Linked DNA regions of Homo sapiens: all the other regions are linked to region 4. A link is a contact called in ENCODE Hi-C or POLR2A ChIA-PET data. All regions are on one chromosome and are shown on one strand. Each heading gives the region's core, a stretch centred on a gene start or an enhancer-like site at or near the end of the contact. The rest is flanking DNA. Distances are from core to core; before and after follow the strand shown.

Region 1 (2,700 bases), core at 1-2,500, 180 kb before region 4:
TCTTCAGTTTTCCTTGGAAAAGGCTCTCTGGAGCTTTCTAACATCTGCATGCCTGGCTGCCACCCCAGACCCCTTAAATCAAAACCTCTGAGGGTGAGACCCAGGCGTGGGTATTTTTTCACAGTTTCCTGGGTGATTCTGATGGCTCAGGCTAAGAACCACTGCCCTAAAGATCAAGGCAAACAGGCCGGGTGTGGTGGCTCATGCCTGTAATCCCAGCACTTTGAGGTTGGGGGATCACTTGAGGCCATGGGCTCGAGACCAGCCTGGGCAACATAGTGAGACCCTATCTCTTAAAAAAATTTTTTTAAATTGGCTGGGCACAGTGGCTCACACCTGTAATCCCAGCACTTTGGGGGCTAAAGGGTGGGTAGATCACCTGAGGTCAGGAGTTCAAGACCAGCCCAGCCAACATGGTGAAACTATGTCTCTACTAAAAATACAAAAAATAACCAGGCATGGTGGTGGGTGCCTGTAATCCCAGCTACTTGGGAGGCTGAGGCAGGCGAATCGCTTGAACCCGGGAGGCAGAGGTTGCAGTGAGCCGAGATCGCGCCATTGTACTCCAGCCTGGGCAACGAGAGTGAAACATCATCTCAAAAAAAAAAAAATATGACCCAGGCATGGTGCCTGTAATCTCAGCATTTTGGGAGGCCGAGGTGGAGGATCACTTGAGCCCAGGAGTTTGAGGTTGCAGTGTACCATGATTGTACCACTGCACTCCAGCCTGGGCGACCAAGTGATACTTATCTCTACAAAACAAAAAACACAACAAAAACCAAAGGAAACAGGGACAGTGGAAGGTGCTAGGAGGTCTAATGGGCTTGGCGGGTCCTAGCTGTCGGCAGGGCCCTCTTGGGATTCTGCAGGGTGCCTAGCCAGTCCCAGCGGGGTGGATCCTATACCCAGAGTGTAATTGTCAGTGTGTGACCCTCGGGGAGGATGTCAAAGGTCCAGCACATGATTTGTGCTTTCCTCAGGGAGGTAACTTTGAAGTCCACCTGCCACAGGGCTGGTGCTTGGGAGGGAGTTGCTTTGCTGGGTAACCCCGCTGCTGCTATTGTCCCGCCTCCCCCCATGGGCAGCTCTCAGCAACCCTGAAAAAGTGACACTCAGCCTATTGCTTTCTGGGAATTGGCTCAAGAAGAAGGCCAGCTGCTGGTGCTGGTGTAAGAAATGAAGAGGAGCTGAAGAGCTTCAAGAGAGATGATTTGCAAGGCAGGAAATCACAATTGGGCTGAAGTAGGGAGGCCCCATCCTGTGTGGCTGTGGCTTTTGCCTGTGCTGTGAGCAGGGGCCGCTGCGGGGGCTGAACTCCTGGCTCCTTCCCTGGTGAGCCCGGGACTGCAGGGCTGTCAAAGTCTGTTGTGGGCCCAGGCCCGGCCTTGAGTCTGGAGGACTTTCCAGCTCACTGCAAAGCTCTCTGTGTGATATTCCAGGGCATGAGGGGATGTGCACTGTCAACAGGACTTTTTGAGTGCTTCCAATTCTGCTTCCTGATTTCTGTCATTGACAGTATGAACCAGGGCATCTTTGTAAAAAGTGGACACAAATAGTGTGAGCTGCCATCTGCAAAAGCTGGTGGCTACCTTTGCTAGCATCAGGAAAGGGAGGTGCAGCGGTAAACACACAGACATGATGGAGAGCAGGGTGCCAGGGATGTTTCTTTCTTTCTTTTTATTTTTTTTGAGTTGGAGTCTTGCTCTGTCACCCAGGCTGGAGTGCAGTGGCGCGATCTCGGCTCACTGCAAGCTCCACCTCCCGGGTTCACGCCATTCTCCTGCCTCAGCCTCCCAAGGAGCTGGGACTACAGGCGCACGCCATCACGCCCGGCTAATGTTTTTGTATTTTTAGTAGAGACGGGGTTTCACCGTGTTAGCCAGGATGGTCTCGATCTCCTGACCTCGTGATCCGCCTGCCTCGGCCTCCCAAAGTGCTCAGATTACAGGCGTGAGCCACCGCGCCCAGCCTCTTTTTCTTTTTTTTGAGACAGTCTCGCTGTGTCTCCCAGGCTGGAGTGCAATGGCGTGATCTCAGCTCACTGCAACCTCCGCCTTCTGGATTCAAACAATTCTCGTGCCTCAGCGGTAGCTGGGACTACAGGCATGCGCCACAACACCTGGCTAAGTTTCGTATTTTTTGTAGAGACTAGATTTCACCATGTTAGCCAGGCTAGTCTCGAACTCCTGGCCTCAAGTGATCTGCTGGCCTCAGCCTCCCAAAGTGCTGGGATTACAGGCATGAGCCACTGTGCCCGGCCAGGAATATTTCTTTAAAACACAAAACAAAACAATCTCTAGTGACACCTGAAACAAATCCCCACAAACTGAATTGTAGAACAGAAGTTTGGTGAAACAAAAGCTCAGTTTGGGGGCTGAAAAGTATCCTTCTCAAATGGGAGTCTTGGTGGAGATTTTCTAAGCTGTGTGTTCCCCTTGCTGGGAAACGGGTGCTCAGGGCAGGTGGAGGATTGGGGAGCCCCTGCCTTCCTGAGGCTGATCTGAGTTAGGCTGAACCCCCCAGTCAGATCTGGACTGAGGAGACCAACATCCCCTCTGGGCCAGCCTGGAGAGCAGGCAGGGTCCTGCATGCCCTGAGTCCTCTTTATTTGGGTCTAGCGCCGGAAGTTGCTTGTAACGGCAGCCAGTAAAGAGAGATGCCATCCCTTCTGTCCACAGGTATCGAGTGAACTTCAGACCT
Region 2 (2,700 bases), core at 201-2,700, 150 kb before region 4:
TGGTGTGGCTTGCTTTGGTCCCTGTCGTTCACACAGGCGGCTTTCCTCATATGTCAGGTGATTTTGACTTTGGTTCACATTTAATGGGGAGACACTAGATAGAGTTTCACGACTGTGGGCATCATAGGGTCAATTTGAAGAATCCTCCTATATCCAGCTAGAGGTATAAGCAAGTGGCTGGGAGCTTAGCAGAGGATGGGGACTGTGAGCCTCCTTATTCAGGGAGCAGACTTTCGCTTAGTGTTTTTAGACTGGTATCTTACTCCTATCTTCCACTGTAGCTGGTATCTGCATGTTTTTCAATCCCTCTGCCTCAGTTTCTCTGTCTAACCCAGCCTTTCTCAACCAGGGTTCTAAAGAGATGTAAATCCTGATGCCATTCTATTGTATGGCGTGAACTAACTTCTCTGTATCTAGAATGGAATTAGCTCTGTATCATCCTCAGGGAAAACTGAGAGAGTAATCACTCAAATTGTTTTCTCTTGGGCTTCTCTCATGGAACATTGGTCAGGAAAGGCTGTTGGAGAAACTGCCTCTCTCAGGGTGTTCTGGCAACCTGCCTCTGTGGGTGGGGCGGGGGGGGGGCATGTATTTGATCTGCCATATTTATCTTAGTTTTATTTTTTTAATTTTTAGTTGTTATGTGTACAGAGTAGATATATATATATATGGGGTACATGAGGTATTTTGATACAGGCATGCAGTGTATAATAATCGGGGTAATAGGGTATCTATTACCCAAAGCATGTGCCATTTCTTTACAGACATTCCAATTCTACTCTTTTATTTAAAAATGTGCAAAAGATAATTGCTGACTGCAGTCACCCTGTTGTGCTATCAGATACTAGATCTTATTAACTCTGTCTAACTATATTTTTGAACCCATCAACCACCTCCACTGCCCTTCTCCCCAGCTTAGTGAGGCTGGAGTGCAGCGGGCGATCTCGGCTCCCTGCAACCTCCACCTCCTGGGTTCAAGTGATTCTCCTGCCTCAGCCTCCCGAGTAGCTGGGATTACAGGTGCGCTCCACTACCCCGGGCTAATTTTTGTTTTTTTGTTTTTTTTTTTTGGATATTTGGAAGAGATGAGGTTTCGCCATCTTGGTCAGGCTGGTCTCGAATTTGGGGGCTCAAGTGATCCGGCCGCGTCGGCCTCCCAAAGTGCTGGGATTACGGGCGTGAGCCACCGCGCCCGGCCCGCTTAGGGAGTTTTAAAACAAAACTAGACGGCAGGTCGGGAGGCAGCCGCCGATTTTTGTCGGGTCCTAAACAAAAATCAAATGTGTTGCGCTTTGGAACTCTGGGCATCGTGGGCACCAGGCTGACGGGGGCGGCGGGGATGGCGTTTCTTGGCGAGCGGGTCCCTCAGCCAGGCCCGGGTATTGTCAGGCGTCCCGTGGACGGTCGGGAGGGGCTTCCTGGAGGGCTCGTTCCGGGAACGAGTTCAAAGGAGGAAAGGGCGGCAGCTTCCGGCGCCTTCCCCAGAGGGCCGGGAGACGCACGCCAGGAGCTTCCTCCGTTGGAAGTCCCTTCCGCTGGCGACGTGGGCGCTGTGGCCGCGGCCCTCGTGGAGCCTGAGCCCTCCTCACGGCCTCCGCGCAGCCCTGGGGCCCCCCGGCAGGGTCCCTCGGCAGCCCGCGGGAGAGGCCGTGGGGCCCCGGCAGGAGTGTGGTTCAGAGACGGTGCGGGGGTCGGTGGCCTCAGGTCCCTTTCAGTCACTTGCGACGCACCCGCGGTTTCCGCGTGCTGTGAAATCGGGAATTGTTGATGCCGGAGCCAAGAGTGAGGCCGGTTTGGAAAGTGCAGCCGTCTGCGCCGGAGAGGCTGGAAACGCCCCGGCCCCGGGCAGGGGTCCCCGGCGGCGTCCGGGTGGCCCGCGGCGTCCTCGGAAGATGCGGGCGGACGCCCGTGTGTCCCGCTGGCCTGACGTCGCAGGGGTGGCCGCAGAGTCCTCACGGGGACCCCGCTCGCCGGGACTCATGGAGGGGACCCTGACGGGGCAGTCAGGGCTGAGGTTTCCTAATCCCGTGTGTTTCTTTCTCCCCGACGCCCGGCAGAGGCGCCCTCGCCCCCGCCGCCCGCAGAGGCCCCGAAGGAGCCGCTGCAGCCCGAGCCCGCCCCGCCGAGGCCCAGCGGCCCCGCAACCGCAGAGGACCCTGGGCGACGGCCCGTCCTGCCCCAGCGGCCCCCCGAGGAGAGGCCGCCCCAGCCGCCAGGCTCCACCGGGGTCATCGCGGAGACGGGCCAGGCCGGGCCCCCCGCAGGCGCAGGCGTGTCTGGGCGGGGTCTGCCGCGGGGCGTGGACGGCCAGACCGGGAGCGGCACCGTCCCCGGCGCAGAAGGCTTCGCGGGCGCACCAGGTGAGGCCCGGGGCTGCGCGGGGAGGAGCGCGGGGCTCTCCCGGAACTTCCGCCTGAGCCTCGGGGTCTGCTGAGGGGCGTGGCGGTTCGGGGTCCAGCCTTCGGGGGGGCAAGTTCCGAAATGCAGCTTTGGAAGGATGCCGAGGCCCGAGGGACCGCTCATGCTAGTCCAGCACACGGAGGCCGGGGCACCTCAGGGACAGTGCAGTCGTCTGTACTTAGACATACTGAGTGGCCCCGCCGGTTGGAGTACGAGTGCCACACGGGCAGCTCATTGATTCCCAGCAGGAAGGATCTTGGAAGCCAGAAGGGTATTGGGAGCTTGGGTAGCAGCAAAGCA
Region 3 (2,700 bases), core at 24-2,523, 240 kb after region 4:
TGAAATTTGACCTTACTCCAGGTCAGGATTGTATTGCAAAGAGAAAATAATGTATGGATCCCCTTGTAGGCATCACCTAGCTTCAATAATAATCAGCTCATGGCCAAACTTGTTTCATCTATAACCCCTCCCATTTTCCTTTCATCATTATCCCTCAGCCCTCTTACCTGCATCACTAGATTACTTTGAAGTAAATCACTGACAAATCATTTTGTCAGCAAATCACTGATATTTGTTCATACATATTAAAGCAGATATCTCTAAAACAAAAGACCGCTTCCCCTCCCACTTTTTTTTTTTTTTTTTTTTTTGAGACAGAGTCTCACCCTGTCACCCAGGCTGGAGTGCAATGGCGCTATCTCTGCTCACTGCAACCTCCACCTCCCAGGTTCAAGCGATTCTCCTGCCTCAGCCTCCTGAGTAGCTGGGATCACAGGCGGGCGTCACCACGCCCGGCTAATTTTTTATATCTTTAGTAGAGATGGGGTTTCACCATGTTGGCCAGGCTGGCCTCGAACTCCTGACCTCATAATCTGCCTGCCTTGGCCTCCCAAATGCTGGGATTACAGGCGTGAGCCACCGCGCCCGGCCTCCCCACCTTTTTTTTAAGAGACAAGTTCTCACTCTGTTGCTCCCAAGATGGCAGATTGGAGGCAGTGTTAGCATGCCTCTTCCACTTGGAAAGACAAGATAGTGTGTAGAGACTCACACACTGTGAACTTTTCTCCTAGAAGCAACACAGGAACTTAACAGGAGAACTGAAAGAAGCCACTGACCCTTTGAAAGAAGCACTGGGCTGCAGCCTACACCATAAGCCAGTGGAAAACTAAGTTCCCCAGAGTGAAAGAGGAATAAATTGCCTCTGGAACATACACTCCCACTTGGGAATCTGGCAATAGAGGCCCATGAGGGAAGAACTTAACCCTATCCAGCAATGGAGCTGATTTTAGTGAGCAGTGGGGAATGTATGAGAAAAAGCATCATTGGGACGGGCTTTGCATGCACTCCCAGGCTCCAGTGAGGATGGAGGGAAGACATTCCCGACCCTACCTCACAGAGGACTGTGCAGAAATCTGCCAGCTAACTCAGACAGCAGTCACAGGTTGGCAGAAGTTCCCAACTGGGTTCACAATATAATGCCGAATGGGGACAAACCCCCTTGGGCAGAACCAAGGAGTGACTGGGAAATGTGCTGCAGCCACGGGTGCAGGAGCTGGGCGCCCCTGCTTCACGGGCAGACTGGGAGGGGCGTGGCTTGAAAGCATTGGTTGTTCTCTCCTTCAGGAAGGCTTATGGCATGGGGCAGTCTTGAGTTCTGAATGCGGACTGCCTGGATTCTAACGAGCTGCTGCAAGCGGAACCCTGCGGGTGAGGGACCGGCCTTGCCAAGTGCATGGGCGCTGGTGGGGCTTACTGCCGCCTGCTACTCCCCAACCCCTGTAGAGAGACTTCTGTGCAGCAGAGGCAGCTGCACCCCTCCCTGCAACATTACCCCTGCGGCCAGAAAAATGCTCTCTGACCCCCACAGGGGCCACTGCTTACCCCGCATGTGGGGAGCCACAGCGTGAACCTGCCTGATCCAGCCGCCACCTGGCTTTGCTCCTTCACTTGCTCTGGTAGCTTAACACAAAGGACAGAAATTTTTTGGCGCTCTATGGCCCCACCCATTACCTGAGTCACCAGAGTACCTCCCCTGGGTAACATGAGGCAAGCACAAATCCCACTGCTACTACGGCAGCTGGTGCTCTTTGGCAAGCGCCACCTTCTGGCTGGAGGCCAATTGACAGTCCATTACAGCATCTCCAAGTAGTGTAACACTGCACCAAGGAAGGAGAAAACTTGTGCATGACCTCAGCTGTCACCATTGCCTGCATCGTTCTGGCTAACCAGGGGGTCCTGAGTCTGTCCACATGACCAATTCATTACTACTACTACTGGCATTTGAGAAATCTTTACCAGACAAAGAATTCAAAAGGTTGATCATTAAGCTACTCAAGGAGATATAAGAGAAAGGTGAAAAACAACATATAGAAATTTAAAAATCAATTCAGGATATAGATGAAATATTTTCTAAAGAGATAGATTTTTTTAAAAAATCAACCAGAACTTTTTGAAATGAAGGACACATTTAGGGATTTAGGGAATTACAAAATGAGCTGGAAAGTTTTAACAATATTCTAGACCAAATAGAAGAAAGAATTTCAGAGCTCTAAGACAAGGCTTTCAAATTAACCCAATCAGACAAAAATAAAGAAAAAAGAATTAATAGAAATGAATAAAGCGTCCAAGAAATATGGTATTATGTAAAATGGACAAGTATAAGAACTATTGGTGTCCCTGAAGGAGAAGAAAAAGCAAAAAAAAAAAAAAAAAAAAAAAGTGAAAAACTTCTTTGAGGGAATAATTGAGAAAAACTTCCCTGTCCTTGCTGGAGATTTAGACATCCAAATACAAGAAGCTCAAAGAAGTCCTGGGAGATTCATTGCAAAAAGGATATCACCAAGGAACATAGTCATCAGACTATCTATAGTCAGTGTGAAGGAAAGAATTCTAAGAGCAGTGAGTCAAAAGCATCAGGTAAGCTATAAAGGGAAACCTATCAGACAAATAGTAGACTTTTCAGTATAAAATTTACAAACCAGAAGGAATTCGAATCCTATCTTTAGCCTTCTTTTTTTTTTGAGATGGAGTCTTGCCCTG
Region 4 (2,700 bases), core at 105-2,604:
GCTATAAAAGTAAATTCTTTCTGATTTTTTTTCCCTTTTCATTTTAAAGGGAGTTCCCAGAATTTGACTCTTGTTTTGAATGATGTCTTTGTAACAAACTTCCTGTGTTGACAAAGGACACGCTGAATTTCTGTTACTGTGGCTACCACAGAAATGAGAGCAGTTCCAATCGTCTCACTGAATTAAGGCCTTTATACAATTTCTTTCAAGTTTTCTAATTTTTATTATGTTTGTAGCTCTATAATATACAACCATAAAACAAGATAATATTACTATAACAATAATAAACAACTGTATCTCTATATATCTCTATATAATACACAAATAACACAGTAACAATACTTTACAACAATAACTCTACAGCATACCACTATAATAAACATTTGAAGTGACATGTGGGTTTTTTTTTTTTTAACTTCCCCTAGTCTTTGGACTTATTTTGCTTTAAATTATTTATCAACAAAGGTCTGAACACTTAATAACCTCTGCCTTATGGTGATACATTTCCTCATTATTTTAGTTTTGTATTATCAAAATAGAGTGAAAATGAGACAAATTGTCTCTGAACCTTAGCTATGCAGGAGATCAATCTGCTTCTACTTCATAAAAGTTGTTCAAATGTCACTGACAGGTTCTAGTAGAACCAGGGACATCAAAGTGTCTATTTAAAAGCTAAAGTGATTTTAGCATGACCATATTTTAAAATGCAAATGAATTTTTTCTATTACTCTAGCTAAAATGGCTTCTCATTATCATTATGTTTTTATATTTTTATGTTTTCTTTGAGAAGGAATCTCGCTCTGTTGCCCAGGCTGGAGTGCAGTGGCGCAATCTCAGCTCACTGCAACCTCTACCTCCTGGATTCAGATGATTCTCCTGCCTCAGCCTCCCAAGTAGCTGGGATTACAGGCGTGCACCACCACGCCCAGACGATTTTTGTATTTTTAGTAGAGATAAAGTTTCCCCATGTTAGCCAGGCTGGTCTCAAACTCCTGACCTCAGGTGATCCACCCACCTCGGCTTCCCAAAGTGCTGGGATTATAGGCGTGAGCCACGGTGCCTGGCCTATATTTTTACTTACAGCTTTTCTTTTTCTTTGCTGCCTTGTATTTAAAGGCAACAATCTTTTTTTACACAGCGTTAGAAATGCTCAACCACTTTTTGAAATGTTAACCACCATAATGCAGCCCAGATAAGAAACAAAATTAAGAGCCTCAAGAAATACAAAATTGAGAAACATTCCAACTAAAAACGTTTAAACAAAATAGTCTCATTCTTTATAGATACGAAGTTTATGTGTAGAAGCCAATACACATTTCCTGCCTCTTCCCCCTCACTTCCTGGCCGCCGGTGCTACAGAGCAACTGTCCTGCCACACTTGAGTGAGATGGAAAAAACCAATTCTTCACCCCAGTTCACTTCCATGACTTCCGGCAGTGTCTGTTCAGAGGTCAAAGCTGTTGGTGATTTTCCACTTGTGCTGGACATAAACCTGGCAAAAAGGCAGGAATTTTAGGGACAGAGGGCTTTCTACCATGGCAGGTCAGAAGGGCCTGGGGGAACAGGGCCTGACCCACACCAAGTAAATATTTGTTGAATGAATGAATGAATGGAAGAAATGGTATCTTATGGTTTGTCTTTTTTGGAGACAGAGTCTTGCTGTTGCCCTGCCTGGAGAGTGGTGGCACGATCATGGCTCTCTGCAGCCTCGAGCTCCTGGGCTCAAGCATCCACCCATCTCAGCCTCCCAAGTAGCTAGGACTACAGTCATGTGCCACCATGCTCAGCTAATTTATTTTTATTTTTTGTTTTTGGTAGAGACGGGGACTCTCTGTGTTGCCCAGGCTGGTCTCAAATTCCTGGCCTCCTGAAGTGCTGGGATTATAGGTGTGAGCCACCGTGCCCAGGCAATGCCCCGTGTTTTTAATAGAATGACGTAGAGGTAATTGTTTTTTCTTTCTGTTTTGAGATGAAAACAAGGAATTGGTTTCATTTTCATTATTTTTTCATCTGTACTTCAGTGCTGCTGAAACTTTCACCTGAGAGGAGGATTTCAGATTTCTCGATTCTGCCCCCGCAACGAGTTGCTTCTCTTCTTTCTCTGCACAGTCTTCACTTTCATGAAGCCAAATGCCTCCTTGCAATTCAGCTCCTGGTTTTGAGTGTGTAAGGAAGACACACGCTTCTCGTGAAATTCTGGAGAATGTCTCCGGACTGCGTGGGAAGCTTATGAACCAGAGGTGCCTGTACTGACAGAAGCCTGTGAGCAAAGAGGGTTCCGAGAACTGGTTAGCTCTTTCTAGCCGGGAATATTAAGCTGTAAAGAACAAGGAAATGGAGGGAGCATTCACATATGTACTGCAGTTGGCATGGGGGTCTCCTTGGAGAGGCTTCCTGTGGGCAACTATGGGTGCATTCAGTAGGGACATTTAGATAACTAAGATGAGCCCTGGAACAACCAAAATAGAGTCAATGTAATAAAACACTCTCTGATTCTGGGACACGTCCCCCTCGTCTCTGAAAGGAAACACTTGGCTTCAGTTTGGCTCAGCAATGTAACACCTTTTCTCCCGGCTTAGAACCAGCTCTTAGCAAGCAGAGTGGGTGGCTTTTGTGTGATACCATGGGCACTAGTAACGCCTCAGGCTGAAGTCCCGGCCTGATAGGTTATGCCCTTAACCTTCTAAAACCAGAAACGAG

Evidence for each region. Hi-C counts contacts between places; a loop is a spot of excess contacts on that map. ChIA-PET counts read pairs that join two places held with the same protein, here RNA polymerase II (POLR2A). Pooled maps may share reads with other maps.
Region 1: a loop to region 4 is called in a pooled map, with 6 times the contacts of the local background. The contact joins two enhancer-like sites. A Hi-C loop is called at or near these places in 6 of 50 pooled maps. POLR2A ChIA-PET finds 5 or more read pairs at or near these places in 3 of 52 experiments (T-cell, WTC11 and common myeloid progenitor, CD34-positive).
Region 2: a loop to region 4 is called in a pooled map, with 3 times the contacts of the local background. The contact joins two enhancer-like sites. A Hi-C loop is called at or near these places in 1 of 168 maps with a recorded cell type or tissue (endothelial cell of hepatic sinusoid) and 4 of 50 pooled maps. POLR2A ChIA-PET finds 5 or more read pairs at or near these places in 6 of 52 experiments (K562, OCI-LY7, Panc1 and 3 more).
Region 3: a loop to region 4 is called in a pooled map, with 5 times the contacts of the local background. The contact joins two enhancer-like sites. A Hi-C loop is called at or near these places in 5 of 50 pooled maps. POLR2A ChIA-PET finds 5 or more read pairs at or near these places in 2 of 52 experiments (activated CD4-positive, alpha-beta memory T cell and activated naive CD8-positive, alpha-beta T cell).

Annotation. Positions count from the first base shown.
Region 1 is chr18:2,882,286-2,884,985 of GRCh38, forward strand. It overlaps EMILIN2 (elastin microfibril interfacer 2), which reads left to right. Exons shown (of 8, transcript NM_032048.3): 3 at 2,679-2,700. Among named protein-coding and RNA genes, the nearest start is that of EMILIN2, 37 kb to the left of the region's middle. Within about 2 kb of position 1,251, at least 9 of the 41 ENCODE cell types and tissues checked have a DNase peak (open chromatin) inside an H3K27ac peak, as active enhancers do.
Region 2 is chr18:2,904,726-2,907,425 of GRCh38, forward strand. It overlaps EMILIN2 (elastin microfibril interfacer 2), which reads left to right. Exons shown (of 8, transcript NM_032048.3): 5 at 2,058-2,360. Among named protein-coding and RNA genes, the nearest start is that of EMILIN2, 59 kb to the left of the region's middle. RefSeq lists a silencer at 1,560-2,419. Within about 2 kb of position 1,451, at least 29 of the 41 ENCODE cell types and tissues checked have a DNase peak (open chromatin) inside an H3K27ac peak, as active enhancers do.
Region 3 is chr18:3,295,823-3,298,522 of GRCh38, forward strand. No RefSeq gene overlaps it. Among named protein-coding and RNA genes, the nearest start is that of MYL12-AS1, 35 kb to the left of the region's middle. RefSeq lists an enhancer at 1,384-1,463. Within about 2 kb of position 1,274, at least 21 of the 41 ENCODE cell types and tissues checked have a DNase peak (open chromatin) inside an H3K27ac peak, as active enhancers do.
Region 4 is chr18:3,059,382-3,062,081 of GRCh38, forward strand. No RefSeq gene overlaps it. Among named protein-coding and RNA genes, the nearest start is that of LPIN2, 48 kb to the left of the region's middle. RefSeq lists enhancers at 1,270-1,564, 1,932-2,061. Within about 2 kb of position 1,355, at least 8 of the 41 ENCODE cell types and tissues checked have a DNase peak (open chromatin) inside an H3K27ac peak, as active enhancers do.